Linked DNA regions of Homo sapiens: region 1 is linked to region 2. Evidence: chromatin contacts called from ENCODE Hi-C or POLR2A ChIA-PET data. All regions are on one chromosome and are shown on one strand. Each heading gives the region's core, a stretch centred on a gene start or an enhancer-like site at or near the end of the contact. The rest is flanking DNA. Distances are from core to core; before and after follow the strand shown.

Region 1 (5,188 bases), core at 390-2,889, 600 kb after region 2:
TTGGCATGCACTTGCAGTCCCAGCTACCCAGGGAGCTGAGGCAGGAGGATTGCTTGAGCCTGGGAGGTTGAGGCTACAATGAGCCATGATCATGCCACTGCACCCCAGCCTCGGCAACAGAAAAAGACCCTGTCTCAAAACAAAAAATATTATTACTTATTACTATGTGGGTAGATACATTAAAACAGTGAGATACCACTACGTACCTATCAGAATGGCTGAAATTTGAAATTAAAACGACTGACAATATTAACAACTGGAATTCTCATACACCACTGAAAGGAGTGTAAACTGGTACAACCACTTTGGAAAACTGGCGGTATTTACTAAAACTAAACATACGTATCCCCTCTGACCTAGCAGTTCCACTCAAATATATATAGCCAAGAAAAATAAATGGTTGAGTCTACCAAAAAGACATATGTAAAAGAATGTTTGTAACAGCATTATTCAGAATAACCAAAAGCTAGAAACAACCCAAATGCCTCCATTGTTATATGTTCATTTGATAGAATACTATACCACATACATAAAAAAACAAGTACTAAGTACTAACATGGATGAATTTTATAGCTATAATATTGAGTGAAAGAAGCCAGAACAAAAATAATGTACACCATGCAATTCCATTTAGAAAAATCTCAAAAACAGGTATAGTTAGTTGATGGTAATGGAGGTCAGAAATAATCGTTTCTATTGTGACAGGGGGTATGTCTGAAAGGCGGCCAAGAGAACCTTCTAGGGTCCTGGAAATAATCCGGATTTTGATCTGGTTGATGGTTATACAGGTATATACATGTATAAAACTTCAAGTTGGGTGTGGTGGTATGTGCCTATAGTCCCAGCTACTCAGGAGCCTGAGGAAAGAGGATTGCTTGACCCAAGGAGTTTGAGGCTGCAGTAAGCTATGATTGCACCTGTGAATAGCCACTATACTCCAGCCTGGGCAACATAGCAAGACCCTGTCACTAAAAACAAAAACAAAAACAAAATATTTTTAATTTAAAAAATCAGACAGTAGGCCGGGCATGGTGAGTCAGGCCTATAATCCCAGCACTTTAAGAGGCCAAGGCAAGCAGATCGCCTGAGGTCAGGAGTTTGAGATCAGCCTGGCCAACATGGTGAAAACCCTTCTCTACTAAAAATACAAAAAATAGCTGGGCTTGGTGGCAGGTGCCTGTAATCACAGCTACTTGGGAGGTTGAGGCAGGAGAATTGCTTGAACCTGGGAGGTGGAGGTTGCAGTGAGCTGAGATCACGCCATTGCACTCCAGCCTGGGCGACAAGAACGAGACTTCGTCTCAAAAAAAAAAAAAAAAAAAACAGAAAGTATTCATCTAGTTGCTCATTTAAGGTTTGTGCACATTACCGTATCTATTTTATACCTAAAGGTGGGGGTGAAGGAAAGTTTATCCCCTCTTCCCAAAGCCAAAATTAGTACTGATCCAGGGACTGTGGATGCTTTACAATTTGTGATATGATGTGACAGTTTCATGAGGCCCATCTTGATGAAGTTCCCCAGGACAAGAGCCTCTCTTTTGATTGTTTTCTCTACTGTTCCAAAGCATCTATACTGGGGCTCAGATCACAGCAGGCCCACAATGTCTGTGACTCAGTATCTGCTTGGAACAGCACACCCAGCCCTTCAGTGTTCAACTCGACACTCACTTCCTGAGTGTCTGCTCTATGCCAGGCCTTGTGCTGAGAGCTAGAGGTACAAACACAAGTAAGACAACCATCCCTACACTTGAAAAGTGGCCAAGCAAGAGGTGGGTACCCCAGGATGAAGGACAGGAACTTGCAGCAGCCAACCCATCCATCAACACATGTAAAATAATATTAGTAACAAATAACCACCATTTATGAACTGCCAGGTGCTTTATGGTGTAACAGATTTTTTTTTTCTTAATTGCTATTTTAAACCACAACTGCCTGCAGCTACTTTTGTCTATTAGGGGAGTGGCACAATTTTTCTCTGGGTAGAGGGTTCTTTGTTTGGGAAAATACTTCATAAGTTGCTTTGGCATGAAGAATGAAGCTCTCCAGAGCTAGGGCAAGACAAAGACAGCTGAACTGCTTTGCAAATTAGAGAAAAATGTGGCAGCAGAGGGAGCGGGGGGTCTAAACGCAGAAGGAAGGGAGACATTAGGAGATATAGTTAGAGAGATCTATGTTGCTTTTGTTTTCCCAGGCTCAGTGCTTTAGAGAACCATCCCTTTGCCTTACTAATCTTACTTATTCTTCAGGTTTTACCCTTCAAAAATCACTTCCTTATACCACACAGCCACCAAAAAGAATGAGGTGAAGCTCTCTGTACTAACATGGAAAAAATGCCCTGGGTATATTGTGAAGTGGAGGCAGGGGAAGTCACCAGCTGGATAGGAGCGTAGTAACAACCCCGTTTTTAAAGAGGACGGCCCTGTATATGTACTTACACTTGAATACATTTGGAAAGTCCCCCGGAAAAGTACATAACACTCTGTTAACAGCTGTTACCACCAGGGAAGATGGTGGGGAGTAATTTGGAGCTTCTGATTTCAATTTTTATCCTTTATTTTTAAATATTTTACCATGAGATTTTATCTCTATTTGTTTATTTTTTTATCTGTTTTTGAGACAGGATCTTGCTCTGTTACCCAGGCTGGAGTGCAGTGGCACCAACACAACTCACTGCAGCCTCAACCTCCTGGGCTGTAAGTGATCCTCCTGCCTCAGCCTCCCAAGTAGCTGGAAACACAGGTGTACCACACCAAGCCCAGCTCATTTTTTAAAAACTTTTTTTTGTAGAGACTAGCCACTACACTGCAAAGTGCTGGGATTACAGGCATGAGCCACCTTACCCAGCCCGAGACTCTTAAAAACGGGGTAGGCTTGGTGCAGTGGCTCACGCCTGAAATTCCAGCACTTTGGGAGGCAAGGCAGGAGGATTGCTTGAGGCCAAGACCAGCCTGGGCAACAGGGTGAGACCCCTGTCTCTCTGAAAAATTTAAAAATTAGCCAGGCATGGTGGAGCATGTCTGTAGTCCCAACTACTCTAGAGGATGAGGCAGGAGGATCACTTATAGCCCAGGAGGTCAAAGCTGCGGTGAGCCCTGTTCATGCTACTGCACTTCAGCCTGGACAGCAAAGCAAGACCCTTTCTCTAATAAAATAAAATAAAATAAAATAAAATAAAATAAAATAAAATAAAATAAAATAAAATAAAATAAAATAAAATAAGGCTGGATGTGGTTGGTCACTCACACCTGTAAGCCCAGTACTTTGGGAAGCCAAGAAGAGAGGATTGCTTGAGCCCAGGAGTTCAAGACCAGCCTGGGCAACACAGTGAAACCTCATCTCTATGACAATACATTTAAAAATTAAGGAAAAAAAAAAAGCCAAGAACCTAATTTCTATCGTAGGTCAGGTTCCCGTGGTATCCTGCTGTCCTCCTTTGTGACATTTGGTACCTTTGGAATTGCCTGCCCGTTGACTTCCCCATCCCTCCACCTCCTGCACCCACTCTGTTCCCCTTGGCTCCAAGACTACAGGGACCAGGAACGCCTAGCAAAGTGCTTGGTTTAGCAGTTGACCAAATGAATGAGTTCTCCCACCTTCCAATGACTTTTCTCTTGCCTGGGTTTTGATTCTTCCAGAGAAAGGAGAGAACAGCTCAGCTCCATCTGTGTGTGCCGCCCAGGCCTGGCTCACACAGTTCCTGCACATTCCCCACCCAGGGCAGGGTGAAGATGCCCTCTTTCTTGTCCTGGAGAGAGATGTAAAAGCAGTAGCTCCTGCTGTCTTCACTGCCTCAGCCCTGGGGGACACCAAAATGCCTGAGACCACAACAACCTGTGAGAGGTGTGAGCAGGTGGCAGAGCCAATTACAGGAACAGGACTGGGCATTCTGGCTGACCTTGGCAGAAGCTTCTCTTCCATCTTCCTTTTATTTCTAGCAGCTGGGGGAGGAGGGAATGAAGCCCTAATTGCTTTCACCTTGAGAAAAATCTGCGGCTGACCATGTGCAGAGAGAATCATTCTGTCACACAGCAGGGGGGCTCGAAATTAGATCAGATCAGGAAGGCTGGCGTTTTCCCTGAGGCTCTCGACTAACGACCAAGGGGAAGAGAGGCACTTGGCCTAACGCCCCTCCTCACTCTGCCCTACCAGTCACACAGTGATAGCTGAGCTCTTCTCTTCTGCCCAGAACTCCACAGGGAACTCCCCATGCCTGCCCCCTCCCCACCCAGGCTGCTGTGACTAACGTGTGCCTTCACTAGGTCTTGCCCAGGCCACAACTCAGGCTGCTGGGTGAGAACTAGAGCTATTCTCACAGGCCCCCAACTGCCAGGCAGATGCCTCTGTCGACCCAGCCAGCCTGTCCCTGCCGAGTTCAGACAGGAAGGCGAGGCTGGCCCCTGGAACTACCAGGGAGAGACATCGGCCAGCCACATATGCCTGATTCTGCCCAGACACTTCTAACAATTGAGGCAGTGGGTGAACTCGCATGCTTTCTCCATCCCCGATGAAAAGCAAGTTCAAAAGCCACATACTGTCCTCAAGCCCTGGGGGAAGCCAGGACCCTGACAAAGAGGAGGCATTGTAACTCGATAGAGCAGTCTTGAGTGATACTGATGCAGTAGAGTCAACCACCACACACTCAGCATTGGAGCCACCGAGAATCATCCAGAGCGCATGTGATACTGACGTTAAGCAATTAATGGCATACAAAGCTTCAGAGCACTAGCTGGTCACCTACTGGATCCCGAGTAGAAATTTTCTGTAAGAAATTCTGGGGAAGGCCGGGCGCGGTGGCTCAAGCCTGTAATCCCAGCACTTTGGGAGGCCGAGGCGGGTGGATCACCAGGTCAGGAGATCGAGACTATCCTGGCTAACATGGTGAAACCCCATCTCTACTAAAAATACAAAAAAATTAGCCGGGCGTGCTGGTGGGTGCCTGTAGTCCCAGCTACTCAGGAGGCTGAGGCAGGAGAATGGCGTGAACCCGGGAGGCGGAGCTTGCAGTGAGCCGAGATCGTGCCACTGCACTCCAGCCTGGGCGACAGAGTGAGACCCCGTCTCAAAAAAAAAAAAAAAAAAAAACTCTGGGGAGGGCCAGGCGCAGTGGCTCACACCTGTAATCCCAGCACTTTGGCAGGCTAAGGCGGGGGAATTGCTTTAGCCCGGGAGTTTGAGACCAGCCTGGGTA
Region 2 (5,490 bases), core at 489-2,988:
CCCAGAAAGTGATTAAACCAGGCCCCAGACCTGGGGCTGACCCTGGCTCCCTCCTCAAACTTCAGTTTCCTTTTCTCTCAAATGAAAAAAAGGTTGCCTCTGCAAAACTCTAAATAGCCTCTAATATTGGATTAGGTAAAGTATAATTAGAAAGGTAAACCTTAGGCTTATAAAATGGCACCTCACATCACCATGAGGTCTCAAGCATGTTCATGTGCCATGTGGCCTGGCCTCCATCCCCTCTTCTGGCACCAAACACATGGTCCAGTAGTCATGCCTCATAATGCATTCTATTCAGGAACAGCTTACCCAAGATTGTGGAAGGATTCAAGCAGCTCCCGGAGACCTGACGAGCCTGGTTGGTGTGGACAGATGCCCACTGTTGTCCCTGGGTGAGGAGAGCTGGCAAGCCATGGCAGGGTGGCTGGCAGGGAGTGTGTCTTGGCCTCAGGAGTCTGAGGCCAGATGTGTTCCAGGAAGCAAGTACAAAGCCAACACTGTCAGCCTGGCTTGGGCTGAGATCTTGGGAGTTATCCGGGATGGGTTGATGGGGCAGCAACCCAGGACTCTATAGTAAACAAAGACACTGGATAGGAAAAGGAAGGAGCCCATTTGCAGGAAGGACTGGGTGGGCTGGGGGTGACCAGGACTGGAGCCCAGGGTGAAAGATTTCTCCTTGTAAAGGTTGGCGGTGGGAGGACCATGAGGTTAGAGGGATAGGATCAGAGTCAGGAAAAGATAAAGTCAGATGAAGAAGGCTGTCCTTAGAATGGGATCACCCTGTGCAGGAGTAAAAACAGTCCAGGTCATGCCTGTAATCCTAGCACTTTGGGAGGCCAAGGAGGGGCAGATCACTTGAGGTCAGGAGTTCAAGACCAGTCTGGCCAACATGGTGAAACCCTGACTCTACTAAAAATAAAAAAACATTAGCCAGGCATGGTGGCGGGCACCTGTAATCCCAGCTACTCGGGAGGCTGAGGCAAGAGAATTGCTTGAACCCAAGAGGCAGAGGTTGCGGTGAGCCAAGATCACGCCACCACACTCCAGCCTGGGCAACAGAGTGAGATTCTGTCTCAAAACAAACAAACAAACAAACAAACAAACAAACAAAAAACCAGCCCAGGCAGCACTAGGAGTCATAGTAGGCTGGTATATGTCTGGCTACCGATTCTTCTCCCACCACTGGTGAGCCAGTTTATGACCTGTCAGAGGAAATGGGGAGGAGGCATAAAGACCACCAAGGAAAGTTGGGAGACACAATACCTGCATGAACTTGGACAAGTCAGTCTCTCTGTGCCTGTTTCCTCCTCTGTGTGATGAGGATAGTAATGTCTAACCTTTCGAGAGAATAAATGAGATTGTGGGTATAGAGAAGCTTTGTGTGCTATGAGCCAGGTGCAGAAAATTGTGGCTAACATTGGTGCAGCACTCCCTGAGCACTGCACCGGACTTAGCAGCTTTTTGTCTTTCAAACTCATGTCACCCTGACGATAACCTAGTGAGGCAGGTACTATTCTCATCCCTGATTTACAGATGACAGCCAGGATTTGCACTCAGATAGAGTGGTTCTAGAGCTTGCGTGGCTTAACCATTATTCTACACTGGCTCTCCCTGTGACAGTGTTCACCCTGCCTTCTCTGTGACCTTGGGCCAGTCTCTTTTCTTCAGTGTTCCCAACTCTATGGTAGGAGGTTGGGCCAGATGATTTATTTAATCCCTCAAGCTTTGGCAGTCAGTGGTTCAGGAAAGGAACTTCCAAGTAGGGGAGAGGGCGAGGTGGGGCCAGAGCAGAGACAGGACAAACTTTTCCAGTTTGTCATCAGTGAGTAGGCTGGTAGACTCCCCTTTGCCCTATAAGTGGGGCCAAGGGAGCAGGTGATGCTCAGCCCCAGCCTGAAATATTCACTGGTCCCTGAGGATCACTGAGGTCTGACCACCAGGTCCGCCTGCCAATAGTCAGGCAAGGCCCATCTGCTTCTGCTAACAGACTCCAGAGGATTCTTCTTCAGTATTCAGTCTCTACCTGCCCATTCTGGGCCCCTGTCCCCTCACCCAGGGTCAGTTTATCTGGGCACCAGGCCTGGTGTGGGGCCTGGGGATGGGGCTATTTATAGATGTCTTCTGTCTCCTTGGCCTGGGCCTCTAGCCAGATTAGGCCATTCACACACATGCGTGTGCACACACACATTTTCTCTGTCAATCACTCATTGAACTTGACTGTCACTAGTCTGATGCCTGGCCTCATGCTGAGTATGGATAACCAACAGATGACCTAGACTTGGTCCCTGCCCTCATAGAGGGATGGGAGAGGTGGACTTGTCTACAGACTATGACAATACAGAAAGGCTATTACTATCACATAGGGCTGTCTCTATACCATGGAATACCATGGAGGGAGGGAGCCCCCCACTCTGCCAGAAAAGTCAGGAAAGGCTTCATACGGAGGCACTCTTTGGGCTGGGTCTTGAAGGATAGGCACATAGGAGTCCACTAGATGTGGGGAGGGGAATTGGGAAAGCAGAGGAGAAGGATTCATTGAGAGAGGATGAGATTTTCCTGATGATTGCCCTGGGGTGACAGCAGAAGATAAAAATGGCAAGTGATGAGAATGGAAAGATAATGTAGGGCACACAGGAGAAGACCTTGCTCATCATCCAGGAGTCTGGCCTTCCTTCTGAAAGCAGTTGAGAGTAATGGAGGATTTCGGGCAGGGGACCTTCATGATCTGATTTGTATTATGGGAAGAGTTCCCTGTCTGCTGTGTGGAGGCTGCATGGAAGATATCAGTTAGGTGGCTGTGGCAGCTGTCCAGACTGCACAGTCTGGCAGGGCTCAGCCATGCACCCACTGCAACTAGAGAGAGGGGGAAAGGGAAGAGGACACACTCCTCCTAATTAAAGGCATGGCCTGGCCACTGCACACATCTCTTCTCTCTTGGCTACATCTACATGCAAGGGAGACTAGGAAATATAGTGATTATTCTGGACGGCTTTTTACTCTAGAAAAGGGAGAGAGTAGATATCAGGGTACTGGAGGTCTCTGATACAGTGGTTAAAAGTCTCTGAGCCGGGCATGGTGGCTCACACCTGTAATCCCAGCAATTTGGGAGGCCGAGGCAGGTGGATTACTTGAGGTTAGGAGTTCGAGACCAGCCTGGCCAACATGGTGAAACCCCATCTCTACTAAAAATACAAAAATTAGCTGGGCATGGTGGTGCATGCCTGTAATCCCAGCTAGTCAGGAGGCTAAGGCAGGAGAATCACTTGAACCCAGGAGGCAGAGGCTACACAGTGAGCCAAGATCGTGCCACTGCACTCCAGCCTGGGTGACAGATCGAGACTCTGTCTCAAAAAAAAAAAAAAAAGTCTCTGAAATCAGATTTCTGAGTTTAAGTCCTGCCTTAACCACTTACCATCTGTTCAGGCAGATTACTCACCCTCTCTTGTGCCTCAATTACCTCCTCTGAGGGTACAGTGAGCTAACACACACCAAGTGCTTAGATAGATCCTGGCACTTATGAGGCCCAGAGCTATTTTCTGTTTCTAAGAGAAGTGGGGGCTCTGGGAACAGGTATTGCCTGACTCCCCAGGAATCGCTGAGGCACCCACAGTGGGGCAGATGTCTGGCTAGGGCAGCCAGGACTATGAGCTGTGCCCTTTAGCTCCATTCTCTCAATCCCCATGGCTTAGCTGAGGCAGACGATGCTGGGAGCAGGGTATGGGGGTCCTGGGAAAAGAAAGGAAGGTGGATTTTAGAGATAATTCAAGGATAGATAGCCTAAGAAATGAAGTCTCTGGATCTAGGGGCTTCAGATGCAGCCCAGCCTGGAGCCCCTTTCCCTCACAGGACAACAGATCTCCCAGGGCCATGGTGGGGCAGGGAAGGGGAGGTGGGGTGGCTAGTCAAGGTCACCTTGACTAGTGACTCCAGACTTGGCTGCTGTGTGACCTCAGGCCTCCAACCACCACTGACCTTCTCTGGGCCTTGATCTTTCCATCTGGAGGCTGGGATCACTTCTTGCCTTCCTGCAAGGTGAATGTGAAGATTAGATGTCAGTCATAGAATCAGGTTGCTCCCTGCAGGGCTGAGTGCCTTGGAGGGATGTGTCAGTAGCAGATGACAGTGCACCCCCTTCCCCAGAAGGAGAAGCACTGCAGCTCAGTCCAGCTAAGCCATGACTGCCTGTCCTGCCTTCTTCCTCATTTGAGCTATGCTCTTTTCCCTAGGCTACTGGTTGTAAAATAGGGTGGGATAAGAGAGTAATGTGGGAGGGAAAGGATGGGTGGAAGGAAACAAGAGGGAGGAGGATAGCAACATCAGGTGAAAGGCAGAATGGTAAGATTGAGGGCTCACGGCTGAGGAAAATGAAAACTTAGAATGAAGGGGGAGGTGTCTAGAATTAGCTTTGTGGGAACCCACTCTCCCCATATTCAGGCGCAGATGGGGAGCTTGCTGAGGGTAGTGCTGTGCCTTATTCATCTCTCTGTCCTCTTCTCAGGGCAGGACATAGTATAAGCCTCCACCGAAAACAGTTCTGCTGTCAGAGTTTGTTGACTGAACCCCAGACTTGGCCCCCCACTGAGCCTTCATGAAGCCTCCCCACCCAGGCCCTGCTTACAGGAGGATCTGAAAGGCAGCCTTGAGAAGGAAGGGCAGCTGGGAGACAGGAGTGTGGGTCCTGCTAGGGCTCCCTCAGTGCCTTGCTGTGCTACCTGGGACAAACCACTTATCCTCTAAAGCTCTTTCCCCATCTGAGTAATGTGAGACCATGGCTGTGGTTTGAGAGCTATTTTTACTCCATTAAATCCTATCTTCAAACAAATTCTTAGGCCAGGTGTGGTGGCTCTTGCCTGTATTTCCAACACTTTGGAAGGCTGAGGTGGGAGGATCGCTTGAGCCCAGGAGTTTGAGACCTGCCTGGGCAACAAAGTGAGACCCTCATCTCTACAAAAAAAAAAAAAAAAAAAAAAAAAAAAAAAAAAAAAAGTAATTAGCTGGGCGTGGTGGCACATGCCTGTAGTCGCAGCTACTTGGGAGGCTAAGCGGGAGGATCACTTGAGCCCAGGTCGAGGTTGCAGTTAGTCATGATCACGCCACTGCACTCCAGCCTGGGCAGCAGAGTGAGACTCTGTCTCAAAAAACCACAAATTCTTAGTTGGAAGTCCAGGAGATAAAAGGGATCTTCACCGGTGGAAGCCAGGAAGGGTGTTGGAACCCACTTATATGGTCCTGGGGGTCTGCGGAGGCCAGTTTAAAGAATGGAAGCTGTGCTCTCTGGGCCTCAAGCAGGCCTGGCTATCCCACCCCTGCCTACTATCCCATCCCCACTACCTCCACATGTCCTTTCTGCAGCCTGGGTGGGAATGGGGGTCCAGTCAACTTGCAAAGAGCAAGCAGTGCCCCTCTTGAGGCTGTCTTTCAATCTCTGGGAAATAGCACCACTCACCCCAGCCCCACCCCACACAGACACAGTGGTCTTGCCCTGGGTCA

What was found. A loop is a pair of places that touch in the nucleus more often than their neighbours do. ChIA-PET counts read pairs that join two places held with the same protein, here RNA polymerase II (POLR2A).
Region 1: a map with no recorded cell type shows a loop between it and region 2 (6-fold over the local background). The contact joins two enhancer-like sites. A Hi-C loop is called at or near these places in 1 of 37 single-sample maps with no recorded cell type. POLR2A ChIA-PET finds 5 or more read pairs at or near these places in 2 of 52 experiments (IMR-90 and T-cell).

The regions. Positions count from the first base shown.
Region 1 is chr1:31,983,237-31,988,424 of GRCh38, forward strand. No RefSeq gene overlaps it. Among named protein-coding and RNA genes, the nearest start is that of KHDRBS1, 28 kb to the right of the region's middle. RefSeq lists an enhancer at 2,117-2,186. Within about 2 kb of position 1,640, at least 9 of the 41 ENCODE cell types and tissues checked have a DNase peak (open chromatin) inside an H3K27ac peak, as active enhancers do.
Region 2 is chr1:31,379,978-31,385,467 of GRCh38, forward strand. It overlaps LOC105378623 (a long non-coding RNA gene), which reads right to left. Exons shown (of 3, transcript XR_947141.3): 2 at 3,973-4,025; 3 at 3,600-3,726. Among named protein-coding and RNA genes, the nearest start is that of FABP3, 9.6 kb to the left of the region's middle. Within about 2 kb of position 1,739, at least 9 of the 41 ENCODE cell types and tissues checked have a DNase peak (open chromatin) inside an H3K27ac peak, as active enhancers do.